Linked DNA regions of Homo sapiens: regions 1 and 2 are each linked to region 3. Evidence: read pairs that join two places in POLR2A ChIA-PET (ENCODE). Cell type or tissue: CD4-positive, alpha-beta T cell. All regions are shown on one strand. Each heading gives the region's core, and the rest is flanking DNA. Links, peaks and the distances in the headings are about the cores only. Region 1 overlaps LOC107984195 (a long non-coding RNA gene). Region 2 overlaps LOC107984195 (a long non-coding RNA gene). Region 3 overlaps LOC105376367 (a long non-coding RNA gene).

Region 1 (6,348 bases), core at 472-5,471, 84 kb before region 3:
TCCAGAGATTTGGGGACAACCCCAGGGCCACTCATCTTTCCAAGGAGGGTCTATTTGTCTACGCCAGATCCTTAGAGCAATACTTCTGTCTCAGAACCTCTTCTCAATCCATCCGTGCTCCATCTCTAAATCTGGCAGGTGGCCCTCAGCACACATCTGCCTCCTGCCTCCCAGGCCCACCCAGCTGTGAGAATTATCCTATGCTGTGTTCCAACAGAGCCCAGGACTTCGTCCTCGTCCTGAGGTCCTGGGGCAGGAGCGCTGTCCTGGCTCCACCAGAAACCATCTGGTGTGGGTGGAAGGGGAGTTACTCGGTATTCCCAGTGGCTATTACCTCCTGTGTAAAGTCAGGGTGAATTTCTAAGCCCTTCACTAACTTTCAGTTTTGATGCTATGACTAAGAGGACCTTTGTTTTGTTTCATTTGGTTTTTCAAAATGAGTTGTGTGTGAATTTTTTTACTATGCCAGAGTCCAAGCAGAAAAGAAACCAACAGAAGGAGGATCTTCTATGACGGCTTCTTGTTAACATTTAATGCAAATAGAGACCTTCTACGAGACTCAAGACCAGGGCTGGCCCAGCCGTGGTGCATAGTGATGCTGAAGAGAAGGAGGTGGGCTCTGAACCCCTCCAACAGTTTCAGGCCTGTCTCCAAAATGTACAAGGTTGTAGCTTTGGGAAAACCACTCAGCCTTTTGACACCTCAATAATTTTATCTATAAAATGTAAATAAACTGTGCATCCTACCCAGAAGGAATGTTGTAAAACCAAAATGAAGTATTGCACGGAAACGGGTAGAAAAAGTGTCTGGCTCATGGTAGGTTCTCCATGTCTCTTCTGATTGCATGGTCAAGACTTGGAAGATGGGAGTTAATGCTGTGCACTGAGCATACTGAGGCCAGAGAGCGCTCAAGCAAGGCCAGGCAAGAAAGCAGCATGGTGAATCCTGGGTAAGCGTGGTGGGAGATGAGTGACATTCTGATATGCTGCAGAGAGAAATAGAGGGAGTGGCTCCCCTTCTCACAAGGGTGTCCTGGTATCCCGGACTGGACTAGTCAACCCTCCACCTCACCCTCTGCTGTCCCCCTGTCTGGCTATAGTAATTGGAGGAAAGGTAAGCACTTCATACAACAGAGCAGTAACAGCCCCTCTCCCCAAGGTAGCTGTCCACTGCAGGGGCCACAGGGCCATGTCCCAGTGGGAAGCTGCCCTGTGATTTTCTGAAATTTCCAAATTGAAACTCAGAAGTCCTGGCCAGGCGTGGTGGCTCATGCCTATAATCCTAGCACTTTGGGAGGCCAAGGCGGGTGGATCACTTGAGGTCAGGAGTTCGAGGCCAGCATGGCCAATGTGGCGAAATCCCTTCTCTACTAAAAATTAAAAAAAAAAAATTATACAGGCGTTGTGGCGCATGCCTGTAGTCCCCGCTACTCAGGAGGCTGAGGCAGTAGAATTGCTTGAACCCAGGATGTGGAGGCTGTAGTGAGCAGAGATCCAGCCTGGGTGACAGAGTGAGATTCCGTCCCAAAAAAAGGTCCTTTTAGGAGTCCAGAGATGTTGGCAGCTATGAACCAATGTAGTTTTACAGAAAATCCAACCCAGAAGTCAAAATCTGAGTAATCAGCAGTTCATTCCTGTTGGCATCTGATTGTCCCTATAGTCAGTGCCTCTCTTGACCCATTCCTTTCCTAACCCTTACATGATCTGGTTTGAGTTATATGCAACCAAAGAGACTTGACTAGCACACCTTCTGCTGGCTCACTCTCAGCCTAATACCACCACTACTAAAACTCATAACACTCTGTTTCAACACAGAAATAGAAATACTTACAAAAATATGTTGCTTTGACTACCTCCATCTCTATGCATTAGAATGCATAATATGAAACTCTATATGATAAAGTATATAAAATGTCCAAGTGACATTTCATTCCAACACAGAGCTGTCTTTTGGTCCTGATTTCGAACGCACAGTGCCAGCCAGGATGCAAACTTTGACCCCTGGGGTACTCCTCAGCACTGCCTCTTCTCACTGTCCTGATTTGAACACTTGGCTGGCTGGAAACCCTCTTAAACAATGGATAAATGAGATTCCCCAAACATGTTTAGCTCAGCTTCCTAAGAGTGTAGAAATATGATTCTCTAATACTGGACATCAGATTCAAAACACAAACCAGTGAGAATAGAATCTCCTTATGGATCCCTGTTAATTAAATCTACCAGTTTCCTGGTAGGAAAAGTCTTATGGAGCACAATTTTAGCAATTTACCTGAAATTTAGCAATTTACCTGAAGTCTCCAAGGTGGGGAAAAAGACGTGGCAATGGCCTGACTTAAAACAGGTAGCAATCTCCCAACACGCTGAAAATCCCTCCAGCTTGATTTTCTGGCCTCCTGAAAATCCTCTCTCAGATACACTGTGCAGTCCTCCAGATGAAGCAGGAATTCAGCTTGTTAACATATAAATCTTTGTGTACAAAGATGATTGGAACTAAATAATTATTTTACCCTGAAGATATAAAGGTATTACAAAAAGCAGATATTTTTCTTTATGTAGGGGTTAGAGAAAGTGAAAAAAACTAAAAGCATTCAATATTCTGTCTGACATATTAAAATGTGGATGCTTAAATTAATATGGGGTAAAAAGTAAAAGACATATGTATGTGTATATATATACGTATATATATATACGTATATATACGTATATATATATACGTATATATATATACGTATATATATACGTATATATATATACGTATATATATACACACACACACACACACACATGCACACACACACATATATTTTTTGAGACAGAGTTTCGCTCTTGCTCAGGATGCAGTGCGATGGCGCTGTCTTGGCTCACTGCAACCTCTGCCTCCCGGCTTCATGCTATTCTCCTGCCTCAGCCTCCTGAGTAGCTGGGATTACAGGCGCCCACCACCATGCTCAGCTAATTTTTGTATTTTTAGTAGAGACAGGGTTTCACCATGTTGGCCAGGCTGGCCTTGAACTCCTGAGCTCAGGTGATCTGCCTGCCTCTGCCTCCCAAAGTGCTTGGATTATAGGTGTGAGCCGCGGTGCCTGGCCAAGAGACAAAAATATTAAGGAAATAATTTACCTTTGAAAATATATCCTGACATCGGTTTTTTCCTTTATTTTTCTAAAGAGATCAACAATGACACAGGAAACTGCTTTGACATAATCAACAAACTAGAAATTGATGTCAGTGGTATCCTTTTTAAAATGACTAACTTACTTTCAGTGATTTTAAAATTGTTTTCTTCTATATTTATCATAGACTATTATTCCTAGTGCCTGCCTAGTCCCTATTACTAGAATTTAATCAGCAAGCTTTCCTCCAAATTAGGCAGTATATCCCATTCATTTCCAATAGATACATAAAATCAAAATGGGTCAAATTGTGCAGCTTATTGCTTAGTTTATAATAAATATTTCTATCTGTAGGCAGCAATCATGATTTAGAAACAGAGGCACATAGTACGTAACAGCAAATAACTAAAATAAACTAAATAACCCTTCAGTTCATTTCTTGGAATAAAAGTTTAACTTGAGATCTCCTCGTGTGTAATATCAATTGCTTGAAAATGAAGAGAAGAATATTTTTACAAAGAATAACTTACGGTTTTAAATAAGGTATTGTTTCTATTAAAGTGGACTTAATTTAAAGTTATAAAAATTAATTCAAAAATATTTTTTCCTCTTAAGAAGGAATCTTCCTATTGCATCACTCTATCAACAAATGGAAGAAATAAACTAAAATAAATATGGATTCCACAGTGTTTACATGCAACTTAAACACAGCATATCATTGTCTGGTAAAATATTTGTAGTGCCGATCAGAGTACAGACTTGAGGATGCTACTTGAAATAAACAAACGCTTATCTAAATCTCGGAGGCCTGCAAAATTAAGTTTGGGATTTCCCAGCAGCGGGGAGCAGGCTTCCTACAAGCGTCTGGACTTGGATCTGCACTTGGGACCATGAATCTCTGGAGCCTGGCCTACTGGACGCAGATGTCACCAACGCCATTCTGCCTTCCTCACCGTCATCAGAGGCTGCTGAGCAGTAGTGCCCTGCTTTGCACCTTCAGAGATCAGCAAATAAGGTTTATTGTGCAGGACACAAGCTTCAGCTGGTGTTTATCGGTCGCACTAAGCCGCGTGAGATGTTCTCAGTTCCTATTGCTCCTTCTGCAGTAACTATTGATGTGCAATTTCTAAAGCTCATCTTCAAAGTACACGGCATGGAGTCTGAGATCCTTCAAACAACTTCTCCCTTTCGCATTCCTCACGCCACTATTTCTAGCAGGCAGTTACGTCTAGTCTCTGAGGTGGACATGTAAAGGCTCAAGGTCTCCGATTTCCTGCGACGGCCTTCTCTTTTGATGTCCAAATCAAGATATGAACAAGCCTTTGAGGACCACTGCATAAGGCTGGGCCCTGTCAGTTCATTCAAGTACCTCCATTAATACTTGTTGAGCAAATGTATAATCTACCCATTAATTAGGTTCCATGCGGCTAAATCAGCAAAGGTGAGAATCTGTAGAGCTGACTTAGGCCGCCCTTCTAAGAACCTGGTTATTTTATTGCTGACATGCAATTTCTAGTTTGCTTTTGTTGCATTGGGTGCTGACTAAAACGTTCGTTTTTAAATAAAAATACATAAGTGTTCTGACTTTTCTCAATTTACTTCTTCAAGGCAATACAGTAGAATACTATTACTTGGATTTTTAAGTAAAATACTATAAAAGAAGAAAAAACAAAAAGAAAAACATCGTTCTCTAAAAACAAAACAATTCTATTCAGTCACCACCCCTGCTTTCATAAGGAGGCACATATGTATTTCTAGTCACCAATGTTGACATTATTAAAAGTTTTCCATTGTCATTTTCTATTTTGAGGAAGAGAAATATTGTGCAATATTTATCATTCAATGCAGCCAATGCTCAAGTGTCCAGCTCAATAGCCCTTCAGCTCCCTGCATAGTGGTCCCTGTAGCACTTCACATTTAAAAACTATTCTATACGTTAAATCAGTTCATCACCATCAGAACCTTAGGAGGCCCAAAGAATACTATGCCCCAGGGCACCTAGCAAACTGCAAAGTACTTGAATTAAATTATTTCCCCTGAAGCAACCACCATTGCACCTATGCCATGTGATAACCTGATCAAAGAGATTTGTGTTTCATCAGGAGTCAAGGATAAAATTGGTAACGGATTGAGAGATGCTTGTGAGCAGTGTGCAGTAATAATTAGGAATGAAGTAGTTAGCTTTTTGTCACTTGGATGATCAGCAATTGGCCGCTAGATGCTTTTGAAGCAACAGTTTATTTGTATGTCATAGATCTTGGTGAAAACAATCTCACTGGTATTATCAGTGAGCAGATCTTTCAAAAATGAAATGGGAGCCCCATCAATGAGTTGCACACACTACCCTTTTAGGACAGAAGGGAGACATACACTTGGTGTTTTGTGCTGAGGATATTTGTGATTGTGCCAGGAGTTCAGAGCTGTAACTCATTGCCATAAAACCCCATGTTTTTTCTTACAAATAGATGGGCCAAACCAGCATGCTCACTGTTTGTAGAATACTTGTAATTGTTTACACAATCCTTGTAATTTCTTCCAGTGATGAGGGATGATGTTCCCCAGCGGAGAGAGGAGGGAGAGGCTGAACCAAGCGACTGTGAGGTGTCTCAGACATTCGTGCAGCAAACGTGGTACCAAAGGACTCACACAAGGTCTTCTGTGCACACAGGCACCTGCTCAGTCCTGTTCCAGGGTCAGGTTCTGGGCATAGAGACAAGAAGCAGATGGGACTGGAAGCTATGACTGTTCCCTCCCCGTTCCTTCCAACTCCTGCTCTAACCACACACCCTGTGCACTGTACAGATGCAGAGATGATGTCACCACTGTGGGTGTTTGAACACTGGATCCAGAAGTGGGGATGGCACTCAGGTCCCCCACCACCATCCTTGCCTTGGGCACCTTCCTTGTTGAGGTCCCCATGATGAGATGAAGAAAAGCTTCAAGGACCAACAGTGAGCAGAGATGTTGGGTTCACCCACTAACCCATTTCTCTGCCCCTGAGTCAGATTCCAGTTCTTTGGCTGCCTGCACCAGGGGCACCAGGCTGCCACCACCCAGCAGGCTCATCAGCCTCAGAGAACTATCCAGACCTGAGAGTCCCAAAGGGCAATTCCAACAGGGAAACCTGTAGAACCAGCAATGATTTAAAACAAAAAAAAAAAAAGCAAATAAACCCCTCAGAAATGCAGGCCGTTTCCTCATCTTCATTTTGGACCTGTCTTCCTTGCAAATTCCTT
Region 2 (6,348 bases), core at 489-5,488, 130 kb before region 3:
CCAAATTCAGTTTAAGTCAGCTTTGAGATACGTACACCAAAACACTCGATATAAGCCAGAGTTAGATTAATGGAAATATGGAAGCAGAACAAGACAGGAGATGTCTGGGCCACTGAGTGCCACTCAGACAGCCAACCAAAGATCATGTTCATTTCTGAGCAGACAATCGAATCAGAACCCTGGCTCTGGGACCTGTTCAGAGAAAAACAGAACTAAAGAGAGGACAAGGGAGTGTATGGCACAAGATGACTAAAGAAAGTCTAAGTCTTTGATCTCAGAAAGAGAAGTTTAGAGGCACCTGATACCTAACTTCAGATAGCCAGCAATTTGCCATGACAACGATGAACCCTGCTTGTTCTGGGGCCACAAAACAGAACTGGGAGGAATAGCTCAGGCTGTGCACAAATAGATTTTCTGGCTAATACAAGGAAGGACCTTCTATAATGGCCAGTATTCTCTGAAAATAAAATTGAACTTCTCAGGGAGGTTTCAGCTTCTTTTGAAGAATTCTTCAGGATGGAGAGTCAATGGTTAAGACGCTTGAAGGTGGGAGTTGAGCCTCAGACTTATCTGGATTAAGAGTAAGGACTGTCGGCAGGGTGTGGTGGCTCATGTCTGTAATCCCAGCATTCTGGGAGGCCAAGGCGTCAGATCACTTGGGGTCAGGAGTTCGAGACCAGCCTGGCCAATATGATGAAACCCTGTCTCTACCAAAAATACAAAAATTATCTGGGTTTGATGGCAAGTGCCTCTAATCCCAGCTACTCAGGAGGCTGAGGCAGGAGAATCACTTGAACCCAGGAGGAGGAGGTTGCAGTGAGCTGAGATCATGCCACTGCACTCCAGACTGGGTGACAGAGGGAGACTCCATCTCAAAATAAATAAATAAATAAATACATAAGAGTCAGGACTGTCACATCCCTTTCAGGTCTGTGTTTCCTATGCCTGCATCTTCTGGAAAAGCTCTCACTATATCTAAGCACTAAACAAATTCATGTCTCTGAAAGAGTCCATCCAAAGTTTGAACCCCAATGCCGTTCAACACCTAATGGTATAAACAGGTATGTGTTCAACACACAAAATCTCCAAGGAACTAGTGTTATCTCAATAACTCACAGGGATCTCAAGAAATGACTGCCAGTAAAGATCATCCTTTCAGAGAACTTGTATTTGTGAGAGCATTTTCTTCTTAGGTCATCCTAACTAAAAGGAACGGAAGGGAAAGGAGGGGCGGGTGTCTTAGTTTTCTGGGGCTGCTTTCATGTAGTACCACAAACTGAATGTCTTAGAAGAACCGAAGTTTATTGTCTCACAGTTCCGGAGGCTGGAAGTCCAAGATCAAGGTGTCAGCAGGGTTGGCTCTTCCCGAGGGTGTGCAGGAGAATCTGTTCATAGCTCTCTCCTGGCTTCTCATGGTTTGTTGATGATCTGTTTCATTCCTTGGCCTGGGGAAGCATCACTCTGAACTCTGCCTGTTCCCTGTGGGTGTGTGCATGTCTGTCTCTGTGTCTGAATTTGCCCTTTTTCTAAGGACGTCAGTCATATTGGATTAGGGCTCACCTTCACGACCTCTTTATTTCATTTTATTTGCAACAGGTTCTTGCTCTGCTGCCCAGGCTGGAGTGCAGTGGTACATTATCAGCTCACTGCAACCTCTGCCTCCCCGGCTCAAGCATCCTGACCTCTTTTAATTTGATTACCTCTGTGAAGACCCAATCTCCAAATAAAATCACATTCTGAGGTATTGGGGGTTAGGACTCCAATATATGTTTTTTTTTTGCGGGGGCAGGGGGACAAAATTTAATGTATAACAACAGGAAAGTGAAACAGTCTTACTATATACCCAGAGAAAACCACAAGAAAATAAACAGAAAGTAACCTAACTGTTAGCTTTCTATAATGGAAAATCGAATCAAATAATTTCCTCACTTAAAACACTTCAGTTGCTTGTCATTGCCCTGGGAATCAAGTTCAAATGCCTTCCCTTGCCTCCGGGCGCCTGGCTCTCCATGGCCTGGTTCCTTTTTACCTCTCTATCTGTATCTTCATGCGTTCCCCTCTGCACACTCAGCTCTGGCCTTGCTCACTGTCTGGGTTTCTGGAATGTGCCTTGACTTGCCAGCTTCAGCACTGGGAACACTGGTGTGCCTCTGCCGGGAGCATTTCTTTCCCACCCTGTCTGCACCTGAAACATCCTATCCTTTTGGGTGCAGCTTACAATTTTCTTACCTACCCATAGACTGGGCCAAGCACCTCCACAGGGAGCAATCACAGCCCTGAGTATCCAAAGGGTGAGACGAAGCTCCACCCTAAGCCTGTGCCTTATATCCCCAACCTGAAACAACCCCATGTGCACTAAGTGGTCATGAGATCAGCAAACTGGGACAAACACTCACCGGAACAAGCCAGCAGTGAAGACAAGCCACATGCACAGGCAGCCACCCTGATGAATCTCAAGCTCACTATGTTAAATCAAAGGAGTCATACGTAAAGTGCACATGGTGTGATTCTGTTGATATGAAATACAAATGCAGGCACAGGCAGTGTTTGAAGAGTCCATGAAGGAACTTTCTAAGAAAATGAAAAAGTCCCTTATCTCATTCTGGGCTTTGCTAACATGAATATATACAATTGTTCAAAGTCATCTAATTGGACACTTCAGAGAAAAACAATTTAATATTGACTTTTTACTGCACTATCTTTCTCTAAGCATCTCTCCCCAACCTGATAAGGCATTTGCTCTCAGCAGAGGCCTATAGAAGTCATCCATGCCTCCAGTTTTTAAAAGCAGCTTTTCTTGCCATGTGTTGTTCTAAGCTGCCCCTCTGGGTGTGACTTCTGGCGGCAGCTTCTGGACTGACACATTCATCCAGGCTTCCAAAGCTGGGCTGCAATGGCCTCAAGTGATGCCTCTGTTGCCTGCTGAGTAACCAGGCTTGTCCTCACCAGACCTTTAGAAAACACTGGATCTCAACTCCATTTATGGGAATTATTCCACTTCCTGTTAGATTGCATTTGGGAAATAATTTGGAGTGCCACCTCCCAGTGGTGTTTTTTATTCCTTCTGACTAAGCTTCTCTCTGGATTCTTGGTGAATGCTCAATATCTTCAAGGAAGGAAGGAAAATGATAGATAGAGGAATGATAGATGAATGCACACATAGAAGCAAAAGCTCCAGTCCCTCTCAATATGTTCTTCCCTCCATTCCTCAGCAAAGCACCATGATTCATGAGCATAAAAGGCCCTAGGAAGAATGTTTATGTTGCATCGTGTCATACATGATATTACATGGTTTCCCAAAGCACTATCAGAAAACTGTATAGACTAAACAGATACTGACAATAAATGGATGTCGTACAGACAACATAGAACTCTCGCCATTTTAGGTACTCAATGGGAGGGTTTAAATGGGCCTTTAAAAATCTTCAGAACACCAAGATTTAAAGAACGACTGTGACACTTAAGCTGTTCAGCCCATTGTCCTACCTTTAGGAAGTGGATATGTTTCCTCTAGAGTCTTTCACTATCATATTTAAAGAAAAGAAAGAAGGGGCTGCAATAAACACCATACATTATTTACCAAAAAAAAATTCTGGGAAAGGTTGTTATAATGACTCTATATCCTTGCATAATTTCTCACGTGAATCAGTCAGGGGCCCAATCCATTAGAATGTTAAAGGGATTCAAAGAGAGGAAACATCAGGTAAGGTAAGATATATAATCACACCTTTTTTTCGGTGGTAAGTAATAGAAATCTAACTCAAGCAAGCTTAAATAAAAGCTTAAAGAAGTAAAAGCTATGGTTCTAATAAAGGAGTTAAATCTGACATTCAATAGGACAAAGGAATCTTTCTAACCTACATATTTTTATGTGGTCTTTGTGATAAGAACAAAGCATGTCTGGGGAGCTACAAAGGTACAATTATTACTTAATAGGTCATCTAGAAAGAGCTAGAGGTAAAACAAAAAGGCTTTTGGTAAAGCAAATGAAATAATCTGTCAGTGATGGGTCAGTATCGGTCACCCACTGGTCTCTGCTGGGGCAGACCCATGCTTCCAGATGCAGTGTTGGAGAAGATTTCACCGCACGATGTGAGTCAGTGCAAGCCTAAGGGTCAGTGCCCGAGAACATGCCCAGGGATGCAGAGAGAAGCCAAGAGTAGACCAAGTTCACATCCCAGAAAGAGCATTCCTGTGATGGAGGGGCAACTGCATTGTGAATTATGATCAGTATTCTCGATGCTAAGATGAAACTGTTCTTCTTTCTACAACTTTATTTCAACCATATCTGTCATTGCCAAGAATATTTGATGACTTATCCCCTTGGGCAGTTTCAAATGGCACAGGGGAAATGGGAGAGATTCCATTTCTATTTCTCTTTCTGCCTCCCTTTCGTGGGCTAAGCCCAGAACCCTCCTGGGCTAAGCCCCAGCTTTGGGGCTGGCCTGTCCTGCATCAGTTGAATGCCTGTTTATTTTCCAAATATTCCTGATTTTTTGGGTTGGTCATGGTGGAGGGTGGGATGATTGGGGAAAAAAAAACACAACTTTTTTTTTTTTTTTTGAGACAGAGTCTCACTCTGTCACCCAGACTGGAGTGCGGTGGTGCAACCTCAGCTCGCTACAACCTCCACCTTTCATGTTCAAGACATTTTCCTGTCTCAGCCTCCCAAGTAGCTGGGATTACAGGCATGTGCCACCACACCCAGATAATTTTTGTATTTTTGACAGAGTTGGAGTTTCACCATGTTGGCCAGGCTGGTCTTGAACTCCTGAGCTCAAGTGATCTGCCCACCTTGGCTTCCCAAAGTGCCGAGATTACAGGCGTGAGCCACTGCATCCAGCTGAAAATCCTTTCAAAAATGATAAACAATTGAAAACTTTGACAAAGTTTTAAAATATAAAATTAAAACTCCAAAAATGGTGTCTTTTTTTTTTTTTTTTGGAGGTGGAGTCTCACTCTGTCACCTAGGCTGGAGTGCAGTGGCACGATCTCATCTCACTGCAACCTCCACCTCCTGGGTGCAAGCAATTCTCTTGCCTCAGCCTCCCAAGTAGCTGGGATTACAGGCATGCACCATCATGCTCAGCTAATTTTTGTATTTTTAGTAGAGATGGGGTTTCGCCATGCTGGCCAGGCTGGTCTTGAACTTCTGACATCAAGTGATCTGCCCACCTTGGCCTCCCAAAGTGCTGGGATTACAGGGGTAAGCCACTGTGCCCGGCCAAAAATGGTTTCTTTACAGTCAGGTTTCTATAAAAAGCTAAGAAATTGTATTGTCAAATTTTACATCTCATGAACAGATCCATATGTTGTGTGTTTCATAGAAGGCATGATAAAAGACAACACCTCAGCTTTTAGAAATTCAGACATGGTGATAATAAAACATGAATGGAAGGTTTTCCCGTTTTGTTTTCCACTATGCTTTGAAGAGCACTGGAGCACATCGCGAATGTGAATGGCTGCCCAGCGTTCCCTGTAGCAGCTCTATCAGGGCAGGAAACGCAAAATAATTCAAAGAAGCTTGAAGTTTCCCTGCCATACATCCAAACACACACACAAACACAGCAAACGTGGAAGGAATCTCTACAGAAGAATGCGGGAAAAGAAATGCAAGCCTCTGGAATTCCTCCACAGGATGCTTTCATATTTTTAGATGTCTACTGAAACCTTTAAGATTATCCAATGCAGACCACCAGAAACCATGCGCAGAAAAACATCAGAAATGCCCCTGTGGATGTTTTCTGTCATGCTTCTGATCTTATGCAGTCTTTTTGCAGTTAGAGAAAGAGGGCAGAAGAAGACTTGATCATGGAGCTTCCTGTGGGTCATTAAAGTCTGTTGAGAATGGTGAAGGGCTGGCTGTGATTAGAACCTTCCACCCTAGGACTTAAGATAAGGCAGTGGGCGTCTGCGTGGCTCAGCACATAGGTGGGTGAGGCAGTGGGTGGCTGCATGGCTTAGTACATAGGTGGGCTTGGCTGCGGCAGATGCTTCTCTTGGCCTTGCTCTAGAGCTGTGCTGAAAGCTGGTGGAGGTGGGTCTGGTTTACTCTTACTAGAGCCCATGTTTACAATGGAGGGTTTTAGTAATTTGGCCTTTTGAAAGCTGTAAAAAATCATCTCATGGAACCCAAACAAGGCTGATGGAAGAGACTTTTGGGCTGTCTTCAAAAATATCTGCCAGCCCCTGTGTCTGTGCTGAGAACACAGAGGTGTTCCCTGGAGGAGCCCCGTGGCTGCCTCACTTGGCCACTGGAACCATGCAGCTGTTGGTCCTCCAGTTAAAGTGCTCAAGTCCAAATCTACTTTACCTCAATGTTGGGTAAATTAAAAGGTAAAAATGTTT
Region 3 (6,348 bases), core at 478-5,477:
ATCACCCCATATTATCTGAGAGTAAAAAAAAAAAAAAAAAAAAAAAAAACAGCTGGAGGCTTTTTCTGCAAAAAGGTGTTTAATTCTATACTCCAGGCAGCAGTGACAGAAGCTACAAAAGTCACCCCCACTCGATGAAGACAAAATTATAAACCAAGTTGTTTTACACTGATTCAAATACAGGTTAAATTTATTGGACTGATCCTTACTTACAAAAGTACTTTTCGGTATTTAAGGTAATTTTTAATGTATTTTTCTTAAAGTGATAGTTTCATGCAATCTTTATGGCAAGTTTTGCTGCATGTTTATTTTCTGAATTGTATTCATGTTTGATAATCGTTTGGAACTGTATTCTGGTGTGCGCGCTTAGTCAACACAGGATGTGGAAGACGGTACCAGTCAATCTCCATGGTAACCACACTGGCCACCCTCCAAGCATTTTACACAGGTTGCCTCATGTGTCCTCTGCCACAAACCAACCAGAGGAGGTAGCACTGTTAGCATCCCCATTTCACAGATGAGGAATCCGAGGCCCAGAGCTTTTCAGTTGCTCCCTCCAGGTCACAGGGCTGACCCGGGGCAGGGTGAGGACACACTCTGGCTTCGGGCTGCCGGGAGCCCTGAGTACCACACATACATTACGGAGACCCTACTTCCTCCTCCAGGGTAAGGAAGATCTTCCCACCCGCTACGGCCAAAGCTTTTGCCTTTCTGTAACCTCTATTCCATAATAAAGCCAAAAGAACTTTCAGAAAGAAAACCTGAACAGCAGGGTGGTGGAGCCACCCACTTTCCACGCGCGTATCCGGCTTTTCTCCTGCAGCGTGCTGTGTTTGAAGTCAGTCATGTGGATGCAGCCATCAGTAGTTTGTGTCTTCAGGCAACGCTGGAAAAGGACTAGAGGCCCTGGGGTGTTGGGAAGACACCACTCTGGTTTGGGTGGTGAGTGATAAAGGTTGCATACGTAAAATTTCACTGATTTGTGCACTTCACTGCAAATTATACCTCTGTAAATAAAACACAGTGGGGCAAACTGTTTTAAAAAAGTCAATGTTATTAGAGCATTTACCTTCTTAAAAATCTCTGATAATCGCCCATCGCTGTTAGCCCCAATTTAGTGCCACCTCCCTCAGCCTCCCTTCCACCCTCTCCACATCCCACCGGACTGGCCCCCTGGTCATCCTCCAACGTGCCAAGCCCCATCCTCTCCTACCGCTGGGCTCTGGGCATGACCTTGCCTGTGTCCAGAACATTGAGCCATTTGCCTGGCCAACACTAACTCTTCATTTAGATCCGAGCTTCCACAGAAAAAATTAGGTCAGGTCACCAAAATACACCCCTTTCTGGCTCCTCTCTATGTTTCTTTCATGATTATAGTTTTACATTTTTTTTTTTGCTGTTGCTATTTTTTGTTTGTTTTCATTTTAATAGATTTTATTCTTTTTATTTATTTTATTTTATTTTATTAAGACAGTGTCTGGCTCTGTCCCCAGGCTGGAGTACAGTGGTCTGATCATAGCTCATTGCAACTTCCACCTCCACCTCTCAAGCGATCATCCTGCCTCACACTCCCAAGTAACTGGGGCTACAGGCTCATGCCACCACACCTGGCTAATTTTTGTATTTTTTGTAGAGACAGGGTTTCACCATATTGCTTAGGCTGGTCTTGAACTCCTGGGCTCAAGTGATCCGCCCGCCTTGGCCTCCCAAAGTGCTGGTATTATAGGCATTAGCCACCATGCCTGGCTGATTTTATGCTTTAGAGAAGTTTTAGGTTTACGCAACCATAAGAGGAAAAGTCAGAGAGTTTTCCCCCGACATTCCCTGCCCCATTTATGTGCAGCCTCCCCCATCAGTACCAGCACATTTGTCTTTCCAGTTCTTCACTTCGTGTGCTTTTCCTTCTTGACTGTAAACTCCATAAGGACAAGAACTGTCTGCTTTTGTTCTAACGTATCTCTATCCTTTTCTCTGATACACCACTGCTTCTTTTCTCTGAATTTTAAATTCAGTTCTTATTCTAGTTTGCTTTGCAGGTCAGTGAATTTGATTCAAACACTTATTATTAGACTTGTAAAAATAAATTTTTATTTTATTTTTGGGAGAGGGGATATAGCTGTAAAATGACTTTTAAAACAAAGGCTTAGTGGTCTGCAAAGGTAGTAGAGTCTAACACGGAGAAACCAGAAACTTTGAGGTTTATAATTGAATTATTTGTAACTAAATGAAAGAAAGTTTACTGGAAGCTGTATCCCTAATTCCTAAAGATTACAGAGCTTTCTTAGAATTGGGTGTTAAAAATCACAGCACAAAAGGAAAAAGAAGATTAAAAAGATTTTTTTTCTGTGACTCATTAAAAGAGAAAGAGAGAGGTGGAGGAAGAGAGAGAGAGAGAGAGAGAAAAAGAAAGAAAGAGAAAGAAAGAGGGAGGGAGCTAGGGAAGGAAGAAAGGAAGGAAGGAGAGAGGGAGGGAGGGAAAGAAAGAAGAAAAGAAAGAAAGAAAAGAAATAAGGAAGGAAGGAAAGAAAGAAAGAAAGAAAGAAAAAGAAAAGAGAAAAAGGAAGGAAGGAAAGAAAAAAAGCAAGGAGGGAGGGAAAGGGAGGGGGGGGATGGATAAAAAGAACAGAAAAAAGAATGAAAGTTTAAAAATGAAAGAAATGAAGGAAGAAAAGATAAAAGAAGAAAGGAAGAGAGGGGGGAAAATCTCCCAGTTTCTATATAAAACAGGAATAAGAAATTTGTATAGACAGCGACTGCTCCCTTTAAACCCCACCCTGGTCCTCAATTGGCTAGAATTTTGATTTCCCACCTAATTTCATCAAACTCCTCTTACTCATGTTGCAAGACACAGTCTCCGATATTTTCTATTTTATCCCTACTATTCAATTATAATATATTCCACAATGTCTTAATCTATTAAATTCTACTGTATTCTATTTTAGAACTCTACTTTGCAACTAAATTATTTTACCGCTATGACATGCCTTTGAAAAAGGAGCGTGCCAGATGCAAAGGTTGGTGTTCATGAGGTAGAGCCTACCGAGAAAGGGCCAAACAGAAATCTGCTCAAACTGGTTTGCAGCCACTGTGGAAGCTGAGAAGCCTGATTGTCACTGGCCAAGTCTCCCTTTTCAGTGACTTGTTCTGTTAGCATTCCTTTACCTCTCTGGAGATATGAACTACGATGGTTGTAGAGGCTTCACATAATTCTCATCCATAAATACAGAAGGAACCTTTCCCGGAGTTTCTCTGAAGTTTGGTATGAATCGGAGAAGCACGGGGTCATATACATCTGCTCAGTGAAGGGAGGCCCTTTTGCAGTCCAGAGCTGCTCAGAAACTTTAACCTAAATTATGCACCAGTTGAAAAGCCCTGTAGTGAGTGAACCACCACAAAAATAAATTGTCAGATGAAAACCACATATCCATCCGTTCCGTCCTGTGACTCAGAGTCAGGTATTCACACAAATTGCCAGTCAAGGCTGTGACAGTAGCACACAAGGGCTTCTGCGAAACTCAATCAGTTAGCAAAAGTGACCGTCCATACAGCAGCATCTAGATGAGTTTATTACGGTGTGCCTTTGATATCTAGAGAAATGGATGGAATGTTTAACTTTAAAATCAGTTGTGATGGCAACTGTTGTTAACAACAGCTTTGACTACTGGCTGGGGGACAAGGCTGATAGCGTCTGTTTAACTGGCAATGTCTGTTAACCAGAGGTGAAGGCTCTCTCATTAACGGATTTTTAAGGCTTAGCAGAATATTTAGAACTCAATAAATGTCTGCTGAGTGAATGAATGCACAATTAAAATGTCTTCAGTGGGCCGGGCGCGGTGGCTCATGCCTGTAATCCCAGCACTTTGAGAGACCGAGGCGGGCGGATCGCCTGAGGTCGGGAGTTCGAGACCAGCCTGATCAACATGGAGAACCCCTGTCTCTACTAAAAATACAAAATTAGCTGGGTGTGGTGGTGCATGCCTGTAATCCCAGCTACTCAGGGGACTGAGGCAGGAGAATCGCTTGAACCGGGGAGGTGGAGGTTGTGGTGAGCCGAGATTGTGCCATTGCACTCCAGCCTGGGCAACAAGAGCAAGACTCCATCTCAAAAAAAAAAAAAAAAAAGTCTTCAAAATTTTTAGCTGGATGACGACAGAGGGGAATCCAAAATTCCTTCCATTCTAAACACCAGAGGCCGCTTTGAGAAAATGTTCCTCCCACACTCACTTCTTTCCAGGCTCTCCATGAGTCCCGCCAGGGCCCATGGGCCTCTTTACCTCCAATAACTTCCCTTCTGTGACTCCAAACGCTGCTACCAGAATGTCAGCTTTGCAGGCCCCAGGCCTGTCCACCACAATCTCTTCTTCCTGGAATCTTGTACTTCAGCTGGAGCAAATCTTTGAACTCACCGATGCCTCAATCCATCAGCCTCATTCTTTCTCCTCACCCACTGTTATCTTCCCTAAGAAGATGAGTGGTTTCCCCTCCCTGCCCTTCCTACTGATGTTCCATAGAAATAGAGCCCCCAGGTTTATCTTGACAAATGACTGGGCAGAATAGATTCTCTATATTGAAGCTAACCATGAAGGAAAGTGTCATTTGATGGTTTCCAGGAATATCCCTTAAAACATGTCTTTTCCACTTCATTTTTGTGTCCCTTCTTATCCTGCTGCTTGGAACGTGGATGTGATGGCTGGTGCTCTGGGCGCCTCTTTGGGCCATGAGGGTAAAAGTTAGGGATGGCAGAGTCTGGGTGTCTCAGGAACACATGTACCTGGGCTGCCCTACTCTGTGTTGGTCACCCACCTCCTGATTTTAATGTGAAAGAAACAACAACAGGCTGGGTGCTGTGGCTCACATCTGTAATCCCAACACTTTTGGAGGCTGGGGAGGTTGGATCACCTGAGGTCAGGAGTTTGAGATCAGCCTTGCCAACATGGCAAAACCCTGTCTCTACTAAAAATACAAAAAAAAAAAAAAAAAAAAAAAAAAAGCTGGGTGTGATGGTGCACACCTATAATCCCAGCTACTCAGGAGGCTGAGGCAGGAGAACTGCTTGAACCCAGGGGGCAGAGGTTGCAGTGAGCCAAGATCGCACCATTGTAGTCCAGCCTGGGTGACAGAGTGAGACTCTGTCTCAAAAAACAAAAAAGAATAATAATAACAAAAACCCTTCAATTGTATTCAAGACCCTTTAGTTTTGGTCTTTGTTACTTGGAGAAGAACCTGATCTGATCCTAGCTGAAATATTATTCATCTCACCTTGCCCAACTCTCTCTGGCTGAACTCCCCTGGCAAATCCCAACCCTGGTCAAAATGTCATCCACACCCACCGAGGGTTAGCATTAGGGTTAGGGTTAGAGGTTAGGGTTAGGGGTTAGGGTTAAAGCTTAGGGGTTGGAGTTGGGGTTAGGGTTAAGCATTAGGGTTAAGGTTAGGGTCATAGTAAGGCTTCAGGGTTATGGTCAGGGTTTAGGGTTAGGGTTAGGTTTAGGGTTAGGGTTAGGGTTAGGGTTAGGATTAGGCTCCCAACCATGCCTGTAACTCAGCAGTGGAATCAGGAAGGGAAGGTAGCCTCCCCCTTCCTGCCACTGTGATGACAGCTTCACTTTGTTCAGGCCCTGATCTTAGGTGCACCCACACTCCCACCTGCAGCTCCCTGCACCTTCACTGTCTCTGCCTCACTCCACAGGCCTCCCCAACAGAGGTACACACTCTCTGCTAACAATCCTTCCTCACACTCCATTAGAAAGTGAAAAGATTTGTTTAGGAACATCCTGGTTTTTCCAACACTGTGACTGCCTGCACACGGCGTTGCTACCCTCACTCGTGCCTTCCTCGTGTCACTGTAAGTCGTCCTGCCCTCGGCAAAGGTCCTATCCTCCCCTTGCGTTTTCAGCCCAGCCAAGCGCTCCTTGTCTTCTCAAGAACGTGACTGATAATTTTCCTTCCCCTTCTGCAGGATGAGTGTCCCTCTTCTCTAGCATCACCATCTACAAACCCACGTGGCTTAGTAACCTCTGTCATTTAAACAAAACAGAGGAAGACCCAGTGTCACTGCACACACACCTCTCTCCACAGTCCCACGACTTTGCTAATCTTCATGCGCTCACCCCTTAGGGAATCACCTTTCCTTGTCCTCTCCGACCCCCCACCCACTCCAAAAGTCTGCTCTGGCCATGTCCCAGGGAAACTGCTCTGGCCAGCCAAGCCCCAGGGACACCACGATTCCAGAGCCAGCAGTGGCATCTCACTTCTGAATCTGCTTGACCTAGCAGCATTAAGCCCCTTGGTTGCTCAGTACCTTTCTCCTGAAACATTTTCGTCTCCTTCAGATTTTTCTCGCATGTG

What was found. ChIA-PET counts read pairs that join two places held together with the same protein. Peaks named below come from ENCODE experiments on the same cell type or tissue, not always from the same donor. Only the 100,000 strongest peaks of a DNase experiment are listed, where the experiment ranks them.
Region 1: POLR2A ChIA-PET joins it to region 3 with 5 read pairs; 2 of 35 experiments call an interaction of 5 or more read pairs at or near these places.
Region 2: POLR2A ChIA-PET joins it to region 3 with 5 read pairs; 3 of 35 experiments call an interaction of 5 or more read pairs at or near these places.

The regions. Positions count from the first base shown.
Region 1 is chr10:4,027,643-4,033,990 of GRCh38, reverse strand. It overlaps LOC107984195 (a long non-coding RNA gene), which reads right to left. Exons shown (of 10, transcript NR_176060.1): 2 at 2,288-2,465. Among named protein-coding and RNA genes, the nearest start is that of MIR6078, 40 kb to the right of the region's middle. In CD4-positive, alpha-beta T cell, for the core only: no CTCF peak of the experiment used is centred there; no DNase peak of the experiment used is centred there.
Region 2 is chr10:4,070,702-4,077,049 of GRCh38, reverse strand. The region is part of intron 4 of LOC107984195 (a long non-coding RNA gene); the gene reads right to left. Among named protein-coding and RNA genes, the nearest start is that of MIR6078, 83 kb to the right of the region's middle. In CD4-positive, alpha-beta T cell, for the core only: no CTCF peak of the experiment used is centred there; a DNase peak (open chromatin) is centred at 2,409; H3K4me3 peaks cover 1,084 bases; H3K27ac peaks cover 1,026 bases.
Region 3 is chr10:3,943,168-3,949,515 of GRCh38, reverse strand. LOC105376367 (a long non-coding RNA gene) reads right to left here. Exons shown (of 3, transcript XR_930585.3): 1 at 6,302-6,348; 2 at 3,163-3,372; 3 at 159-1,007. Among named protein-coding and RNA genes, the nearest start is that of LINC02660, 34 kb to the right of the region's middle. In CD4-positive, alpha-beta T cell, for the core only: no CTCF peak of the experiment used is centred there; DNase peaks (open chromatin) are centred at 3,095 and 3,455; H3K4me3 peaks cover 1,118 bases; H3K27ac peaks cover 2,764 bases.